Regions from separate parts of the Homo sapiens genome. Here region 1 is linked to region 2. A link is a loop called in an ENCODE intact Hi-C map of the cell type or tissue named here. Cell type or tissue: Calu3. All regions are shown on one strand.

The links. Peaks named below come from ENCODE experiments on the same cell type or tissue, not always from the same donor. Only the 100,000 strongest peaks of a DNase experiment are listed, where the experiment ranks them.
Region 1: a loop joins it to region 2, with 12 times the contacts of the local background. A loop is called at or near these places in 1 of 110 quality-filtered maps.

Annotation. Positions count from the first base shown.
Region 1 is chr4:154,253,454-154,258,453 of GRCh38, reverse strand. It overlaps DCHS2 (dachsous cadherin-related 2), which reads left to right. Exons shown (of 20, transcript NM_001358235.2): 16 at 2,784-2,935. The region is part of intron 12 of LOC101927947 (a long non-coding RNA gene); the gene reads right to left. Among named protein-coding and RNA genes, the nearest start is that of DCHS2, 240 kb to the left of the region's middle. In Calu3, no CTCF peak of the experiment used is centred here; no DNase peak of the experiment used is centred here.
Region 2 is chr4:154,312,069-154,317,068 of GRCh38, reverse strand. DCHS2 (dachsous cadherin-related 2) reads left to right here. Exons shown (of 20, transcript NM_001358235.2): 10 at 1,082-1,321. Among named protein-coding and RNA genes, the nearest start is that of DCHS2, 180 kb to the left of the region's middle. In Calu3, no CTCF peak of the experiment used is centred here; DNase peaks (open chromatin) are centred at 2,598 and 4,638.

The DNA of each region.
Region 1 (5,000 bases), 59 kb after region 2:
GTGAGCTGAGATCATGCCATTGCACTCCAGCCTGGGCAATAAGAGCAAAACTCAATCTCACAAAAAAAAAAAAAAAAAAAAAAAAAGCCTTTCTTTTACTGCAATTCCAGTTTCTGAAGCACATATCCATGCTGTTGGTGAAAACAAGACCAATAGAGTCTCAGCTGCCTTGGAGTTTTAGCTCTGTGCCCCTACACCCCGTCCAGGATATCTGGGATCCCCTAGGCTATGACTGCAGGTGTATTTTGTTTTATAGCAGCCTGATTGCTCTAGTCACCAGCCTGTTCCAGATGTGCTGTGTCTTTACCCTGGTTTCAGCCATGACTGAGATGTTTCAGAAGAAAGAACATTCACTTTTCCAGTCTTTATCATCCCTGCCCAGTGAGGCTGATCAGTGGGGATGGCAGATGCCTCCATTGCCACCTTGTCACAAGAGGATCCCCACACTGGGGCCCTGCATCGTTTCACTTCTCTGTCCCAAATGCTAACTGGGATGGAGCTAAATTGCTCAGTGTGAAATAAGTGAAGGCAAAGACCCATATAAAGCCCAGGTGCACTGAATGAGAGAGAGCCTGACCCACCAGCCCTTCAAATTATGGCAGACTTGTAGAAGGCTGAGTCAGGGACAGATAGAATGAACTTTGTTCTTTCCATTTTCCAATCATTGAGTTCCCAGGAAGCTAGCACTACCATTCTGCTGTGTCCTGTTCAGAAAATTAGAAATGAAGGAGGCTCTGGAGCTCATACCAATTGTGGTGGTTGCTTCCTGGTTTTTGACCCCACATTGCTCAATGCCCTCCTTTGGTTACAGCCCCACAAACTCCTTTGAGGGTCTGACCCTCTGTTGATGCAGTCCTGGGGGTGTTGTCATCAAGATATTGACCTGCCTCCCACTCCCATCCCGCCAAAGGTGTGGTGAACTGCCTTGCTTCTCTCAGTCACACAGACTTTCTCTCCCTGAAATTTGAATCTTCGGTGAAGGGACACCAAGACAGAGACAAATTACAGCCAATTCATCTTGATGACAACAACTCAAAGAAGCTGTGCTTTACATTCCCTAGAGCCACTCAGGCTCTTGTATTCACTGGGCACTGTCTTTCTGATACATCTCTCCCCGGTTGGGTTAGCACTAGTTAAGATGTGCCGGTACCCTAGAACCATAGCTGATAGACCACCCAGAGATACTCTCTGTAGCACTTTTTTTTTTGAGACGAAGTCTCGCTCTGTCGCCAGGCTGGAGTGTGGGGGCGTGATCTCGGCTCACTGCAACCTCCGCCTCCCAGGTACAAGCAATTCTCCTGCCTCAGCCTCCTGAGTAGCTGGGACTATGGGCGTATGCCACCACGCCCAGCTAATTTTTGTATTTTTAGTGGAGATGGGGTTTCACCATGTTGGCCAGGATGGTCTTGATCTCTTAACCTCGTAATCCACCCGCCTTGGCCTCCCAAAGTGCTTCTGTAGCACTTTTAAATGTATGGCTCCAAGGGATATAGTGGACTTTGATGCAGACTGGTTTCTTTTCTTGGTGATCCCAAAGGAAACTGCATATTGCAGCCTTTCGGTCCCAAGAGCTGTCCCCTGTCTGATGAGCTCCTGGATACTGCACCTGGGTCACTCAGGGTCCCCTGAGAACTCTGGCAGCAAAGTGAAGGATAAATTGAGATGGTAGGAAATTAGAATGAAAACCCACTAGGACATTCATCAGTATAGTAGCCCAGGAGAGAGATGACAGGGGACAGGAGCTAAGACTAAGGCTCAGGGGCATAGAAGATATAAACAAGTAAAAAGTAATTAATTAATTTGTCAACTTGTTCTTAATCAAGATACCAAATCCACTAACATAATTGGTTTAGTGATTAAAGTTTATTGCAAAATGATGGAGAATGATGTAAAACTTCTGTTTTATCCTCAACACAACTTTGATAACTCATCAAATACATGATTAGGATCTACACTTCTTAGCACTAAATCTAGGTTTTGTTTCACTTGTTTAATGATCCCTTTAAAATGAAACTTTAGGGCCAGCCACAGTGGCTCACACCTGTTATCCCAGCACTTTGGGAGGCTGATGCAGGTGGATCGCTTGAGCCCAGGAGTTCAAGACCAGCCTGGGCAAAATGGGAAAACCCCATCTCTACAAAAAAATACAAAAATTAGCTGGGCATGGTGGCGCATGCTACTTGGGAGGCTAAAGTGGGAGGATCACTTAAGCCCAGCAGGCTGAGGCTGCAGTGAACCATGAATCACATCACTGCACTCCACCCTGGGTGACAGTGCCAGACTCTATCTCAAAAATAAAATAAAATAAAACTTTAAATACAATATAAAAAAATTCACACCTAGCCAATTTTATAGGTAATTCTTTAAGCAGAAAAACAGAGCAAATGAAAAAAAAATTATCACTATGTGGAGATTTCCCATAACATTTTTTCCCTTTACTTGTGCTAGCATGAATTCATATACACTATTGGAACTCTCCTATTCAAGCAACTTAGATGTTTTTAAAAATATTTCTTCTCATTGCACAAAATTATACCTCAAAAACATGTACCATGTCTACTGAGAGCTATTTGAAAATTCTTTGGATGAAGAATTTCCCCCATCACTCAGTTTATCATAAAGTTAAATGTAAGCTTCAGTTGTCTGTTGGTATTTCATTTCATCGTTGTTTTTAAAATATGTTTGACAAGCTGTGATTCTTTCTTAATGCATGTCTCTGAAAAACAGACTGAACCCATATTGCAGAATAAATCTTATCTAATGAAACAGTCGGTTCCTCACAGGTTTTTGCTACCGACTTGGACAGTGGTTTGAACGGCCTGATTGAGTATTCTATTCTGTCTGGCAACCAAGAAGAAGCATTCCAGATTGATGCACTGAGTGGTGTGATAACAACAAAAGCGATTCTAGATTACGAGCTCACCAGCTCCTACAGGTTGGTCCAGGGTTCAGATCCATTGGCTCCATTTATTCTGCCTGCTTACTGACAACATTGCTGTTTTGTTCATAACTTCCTGTTACGTAAGCTTATTGTAAAATGTGTTATCCCTTTGATCCAACTTGTTGATATTCTCTTTGATCTACTCTTTTTGATATTGAAAATAGTCTCAGCCATTATTTGTATTTGGAAAAAAGTGATTAAAATAGCAAAACTTTAAGGTCCCTTCTAGTTCTAAGATTTTATGAATTTGTGATGCTATTAAGCACTAAATGGGGGACACTAAAAAGATAATGTTTGTGAGATGTCTAATGAACTAGAGAGCCCTCTGCAGGTGTTTGTTGTTATTGTTTTTTTAAAACGTGACGACTGAGGGATACCTTGCTTTTTGATTCTTTATTCTTGCATATGAAAGTACAACGCTGTCTTGAAGGTCCTGTTGCAGTTCTGTGTTCTAATAGAAATGATCTTATTAAACGCATACATTTAACATTAAAACTTTGTGCCTAGAGTCTAAGATATGCCAGCCTTATACAGAATTCAACAAAGGAAATAATAATAGTGTTTAAGTTTTCTTGGTGTTTAAAAAAATCAGTGCTACCAAAGACTAGACTTATACAGAGAGATAGTGATGGGATCACAATTTGTGGAAGCAAAAGCCTTTTTTTTTTCCTTTTCTGAGACAGAGTCTTATTCTGTCGCCCAGACTGGAGTGTAGTGGCACAATCTCAGTTCACTGCAGCTTCTGTCTCCTGGATTCAAGCAATTCTCCTGCCTCAGCCTTCCAAGTGGCTGGGTTTACAGCCACCTGCCACCATGCGTGGTTAATTTTTGTATTTTTAGTAGAGATGGGGTTCCACCATATTGGCCAGGCTGGTCTCAATCTCCTGACCTCTAGTGATCCACCTGCCTTGGCCTCCCAAAGTGCTGGGATTACAGGCTTGAGCCACTGCGCCCAGCCAGCAAAACACTGTTAAGAATTCTAAAATATCCATGAGTGGGGACTGCTTAAAGAATTAGCAAAACCCTGGAATAGAATACTATGAAATACCATGAAGCTGATTTTACAAAAGAAAGAGGCATAACTCTATGTGCCGATGAGGATGGAGCTCTAGGATATGTGACTAAGTGAAGGCAGTAACGAGACCCACTACCATGCTTATCCAGCATGCCTGTTTGAGTAAAAGCACACCCGCATATTGAGAATGCTTCTGGAAGAAAATATAAGAAACCGTTCACCTTATTTGTCTCTGGAGAAGCAGTCAGGCAGCCTGTGGTCCAAGAGAGGCTTAGCTCTTTTACTGAACATTTTAGTATGCTTTAGATAGATGTTGTGTTTTTCGGTTTTTCCAAAAGGCCTTGCTCATACTGTATTCTATTTAATCCTCGCAAGCACCTCCTGAGGATGTTAAGGTGGGCATTTTCTTATTTGCTGATAAGGCAACAGAAATACAGTGGCTTGCTCAGGGTCATAGGATAATTTGAGGTTCAAAAGTGAACTTGCACTTAAGTATTCTGCTTCTAAGTCACAGTCTTTCCACTGTAGAGCTGCAGAGCAGACATCCTGTTTAAGGAAAACACAGGTACAGTATACCAAAGACAGTGAGTGTCAGTATGCTTCTACACCAGACTACTTTTATGTTTTATGAAAAAATTATAATATGTGCATGTGGTTGAGCAATGAGAGCTGATTAAACTGGAATATCTTACTGGCTATATTGGATTAATTACCCTCTGGAAAACCTCCCAATGCTAAAAATTTAAATGTTTAGTTTTTTGTTTAATATACTTCAAAAGTATTTTAAAAGTTTAAGACTTTATCCTGTATTAACTATTATAAATTTTAAAATAATATTTTAGCATAATAGCTATTGGTACTTATTGTTTAGATATATTAAAACCTATTCCCTGCTACATTGTTTCTATAGTAATTGTTTAAGCATGAAACTTTTCTCCTCTTCCACGGATGACTGCAGATAAATCTCAATCTAATTGAGTGATTACAAATTCAGGAATTATTAAAGGTCTGCCATGTTCTAAGAACTAAGCATTTTCTGATTTT
Region 2 (5,000 bases):
AAATATAAAGTGATGAGTAATTATTGAAAAATTATTTTATAAAATAGAATTCCGTAAACTTCTTTCATTATTTCAAGAAAAATTCTTATAAAAGGGAGAAGCAAACAGCAATCCTAAAAGAAAAATGTGATAATTGGAATCATATAATGGCTATCTGTGTGCCAGTATGTATTACATCTGACTTATGTGGTTTATATGCTTAAATGGCAGTGGGATAGAGACACATTTTACTTGTGAAGTGTATTGTCTGAGTTATAACATCTTTGCTTTTTTTTCTTTTTTATTGAGATGGAGTCTTGCTCTGTTGCCCAGGCTAGAGTGCAGTGGCACGATCTCAGCTCACTACAGCTTCCGCCTCCCAGGTTCCAGTGATTCTCCTGCCTCAGCCTCCCGAGCAGCTGAGATTACAGGCACCCGCCACCATGCCTGGCTAGTTTTTTGTGTTTTTAGAGGAGATGGAGTTTCACCATGTTGGCCAGGCTGGTCTTGAACACCTAACCTCAAGTGATCCTCCTGCCTTGGCCTCCCAAAGTGCTGGGATTACAAGTGTAAGCCGCCACACCCAGCCTGAGCCACTACACCTGGCCTGCTCTTTATTGTTAAAAAAAATCCAGTTAACTGAGAATAAATATTAAGAGAGCATAATTCTTTAACAAAAATCAACCGTCTTAAAGAATATAGCCATACCCACATTTTTGTAACTTGGTCGCTTTTATACATGAGGTGTTATGTGACATGAAGATGATATATATTGTTAGTATCCTAGATATTTTTTAAAAGGGAGGTAGATGTTGGCTAGAGAATTTTAATGTAATCCTCTCAGTAGATAATTGCATAACATTGATTATTCTTGAATTGTTTTGTTTGATATAATTTAAATTGAGATGACTTTTCTGACTAAAAATGTTTGCTTTTAATTGTAGATAGTGTATACATTTAAAGATGATTTAATGCAGTTCATATTTTAGCAGTTAAGACTTCTGAATTTTTATTAGGTAGACAAGTTAGATATAAGTGGAGTAAGCATGACTTCTCTAAAGAATATTCATTACATGTTGCTTTTCTTCCATTTTCAAAACAGGCTTACTAACCACAACCTGTCCTTTGGATTATGAAATGAAAACTCAGCATATTCTGACTGTTCTGGCACTGGATGATGGCACACCAGCACTTTCTTCATCCCAGACTTTGACAGTTACTGTTCTTGATGTAAATGATGAAGCTCCAGTATTTAAGCAGCACCTGTATGAAGCCTCAGTGAAAGAAAACCAAAATCCAGGGGAGTTTGTTACCAGGGTTGAAGCTCTGGACAGAGATTCAGGTAATTTAGAAATACAGAAACTGGGTATTTAATGCTTAAAAGAAATTGAAGATTATAATTGACGTAATTTATAATAGTTATGGCTCAGAAAAAATGAACAGTTGCTAGTTATCTCAAATTTGTAATACTTCTTTCATTTGCATCCACACAGAAACACATACACCTGTAAAGATACAGATATATCACATAAGATTTGCTTGTATTAACTTTATTATTATTTATATTAGGGTGATACACACCTTATTAACATACACTTTATTGATTTGATCTTGATAATCGAAGTATGGACAAAGCATCACATTTCTTTCAGAGTATAATAGTTAGATACATTGAGAAGAAGAAGAAGATAAATGGTTCTTTATTTCCTCTGTATATATAGCATAGTGGAAGAGGCATGGTGCTGGTGTCAGACTGCCTAGATTTGAATCCAAAACTACCATTTACTTATGCCATGTGACCTTGAACAAGTTACTAATTCTTTCTATTTCCCTACTTATCTGTGATATGGAGATAATAACAGAGCCTAAATTATAGTTTGTTATGAGTATGAATGAATTATTACTTGTAAAGAGCTTAGACCAGTGTCTGACACAATAAATGGTCAATATGTTAACTTTGTTACTATTTTTACTATTTTCAAACACTATGTCCAGACAAATGACTTCGGAGTAAACAATTACTATGGCTAGGAATTTATAAATTTCTTAGACTTGCTTTTCAACATCACTGTGGCTGTTTTGGCAACTAAGGTTCAGCAACTTTAACCATATTCTGTTTTTATCTTAAACAAAATAATTACAAAAATTACAGTGCTGTGTTTCTTATTCACAGCACATGCTGAATTTTTCCATCTGAACTAATATGAATAGTTTATATTCCCATTCACATGTGAAACACTGAACTAATGTAAATATGAATATTATATGAATATAAACTATTCGTGTTAGTTCACCTTAATAATCCGGTCTTTTAAAATTTACGTTTGTATATAGCAAATGGCATTATATATCAATGTAATATTTTGTTATATTTTTGCAAGAATTGTAATAGATATTTTTATGGAAATAGTATTAATAATAGCATTTCCTTGTACATTGTTAATTTAAGGGGCAAAAGATACATTTACTTGAAATTTTAAAGTAAATTATAAAATATTTGAATACTTTGCCCTCTTGGAAAACACTGTCTTTTAATGAAATGCATTTTACATGAATTTGTATGTGATGTTACTAACACTCTTTTCAAGGGCTAACCCAATTTTCTGTCTTTGACCGGAGTGGGGCAGTGTGATCAAAGAGTTTTTCTAAGAGTTGAGTCCGAAGCATGCTAACGATTGTTTGCTCCAATCTGTCCTTAGAACTTAGTACGTTTTTGGCAGTATTCATTTTTAGGGTGTCAGAAACAATGAAGAATATACATAAGCTTTGTGTTTCACAATAATTTTAGCTCAGTAAAGTTCTCTTAGAGTGTTCTCTGTAGAAACAGAGCAATACAGGGTGCTGAGCAATGCAAAAACTACTTCCCAAAGTATATAGACATATACTGAACTTATTGCTGATGTTGTGTGATTTTGCAAACAGTAAGGTATGTAAAATGCTTCCTCCCTTTGGCCTTGCTTTATTTTATGAATTTTATTTTTTTGTAATGGATTCTACTAAAAAGGCTCCTCTTGCTTTAATGCTTGAAGAGGGAGAAAAGAATTTCTCTCAAAATTTGCATATATTAACCAAAGAAAATTACCATAAATATATTCTTCTGATTTTTACTGTCAAGTTGCCCAGTGTTAATGTTATTTTCATTTAGAATGAATTATCTGCAACCTGCTAATTATAATTGAATTGAAACTTTATTATTCTAGAGATTATGGTATGCCAACTGAGAATTTAGGTACAAAATTATTGTTTTTCTGAATTAATGGATGATTGAAATACACATTAACATCTTCATGAGTCTCATGTAACCTTACATATTTTGGAGACAATTTTGATTTACTGGAAATCTCAGTGTTTTTAATGAGGCCAGGTCTGTTAAGTAGGTGGTTATGTAAACACATGTGAATATTTGTGTGTATGCACGTACTTTCGAATATATTTTCCCTCAATCTTTTTTTTTCTTTTTTGATTATTGGGTTAAAACAATGAAACAGGATTATGCATGAGAATTAAATGACTTAGTCAAGATTTTAACATAACTGGCATTACACTGGAATTTATGAATGGTTTACTTTATAGTACGTATTTTTTTAAAAAAATACCACAGTGTTCCTTAATACTAGAGAGCTTAACATGTGTTTTCTAGCATTCTACGATGCAGTTTTTAAAAATGTAAGTATACAGTGTTATTTGGCATTCAAAGCCCACAGGGATTTGAGCACTGAATGTTTATGGTATATGACTCACATTAGCTCTAGCAGGAGTTTCTTCTTGTATCAAAAGGAAAAAACAACTACCAGATTTTAACTAAGGTATTAAAACTGCTGCAGCATTTGGTGCCATCAACAAGAGCGCCATTGTTAGTGAAAAAAGAGCTCCCCCTGCAGTGCCCTTCCCCCACTCCCAAGAGGAAAGGGTGCCCCACTGGGAATACCACTCACATTCGCTCAAAGGTGTCAAACGTAAAATAACTTAACAGTATATTGCCACACTGAAATATAGAATTCATTAGTGGATGTTATTCTCTATTCCATAAGAATGTATTCTGTTTCTGGGGTCATCTTCAATAAACTACATCTGGTTTTCTGGAATCCCTGGTGCTGCACTAGGTGTACAACTGCACCGCCTAAGTCTACACTTGGAGCCAGGGAGAAACACCTTATTTCATCAAATCTAAGACACCATTAATTGTAAGATGCATCTAATTTTGGAATACTTCCACTGGGCTGATAGCTTTATCTTCATAGGAAGTTATAAGGTGCCATTCTGTATACCCTTTAGAAGGTGACTTATTTGTGTGTATATCAAAGAATAAAGGATAAGGATGCTAAAATATCTGAATCTATGGCATTTTGTAATAACAATTTCTCATTCGAGTGGACAATACTATCTGGCTATTCAGTTTATTTTAAATGTTTCTTTATGGAGTGATATTTTCTCTGTATCATATACTCAGGCAAAATATCCATCAACTTTCCTCCGTACTTCATTTAAAGAGAACATATCCCTGATCCTTTATTTTTATTTATTTGTGTTTTATTTTTATACAGACGGAATCTCGCTCTGTTCCCCAGGCTGGAGGGCAGTGGCCCAATCATGGCTCACTGTAGCCTCAAATGCCTGGCTTCAAGCCATCCTCCAGCCTCCACCTCCCAAAGTATAGGGATTACAGTTGTGAGTCACAGCGCTGGGTCTCTCTGCACTTTATTAGTAGTTATTCATTGACGTGCCCCGTCATTCTTTCCCCAGTGGCATTTGTCCATCATTTTAGATTCAATCTAATTAATCCAGGGGCACATAAGGAGATCCATAGGATTCAAGCACAAGCCGATCTTACTGGCTTTGTGCCATTCCAGCAACCTCGATTATACTGAAGTCCCAGAGAAGGATTTAAAGGCGGGTTAGATTATAGAGCATTTCAAAAGTTGAATTTCCCAATCCAAAGCTATGGAACATTTGCTAGAGAAAGTCACAACAGCATGCTAATTGAAGCCATCGCCTACTTAGGCTGCAGTATTTCTGCTAAT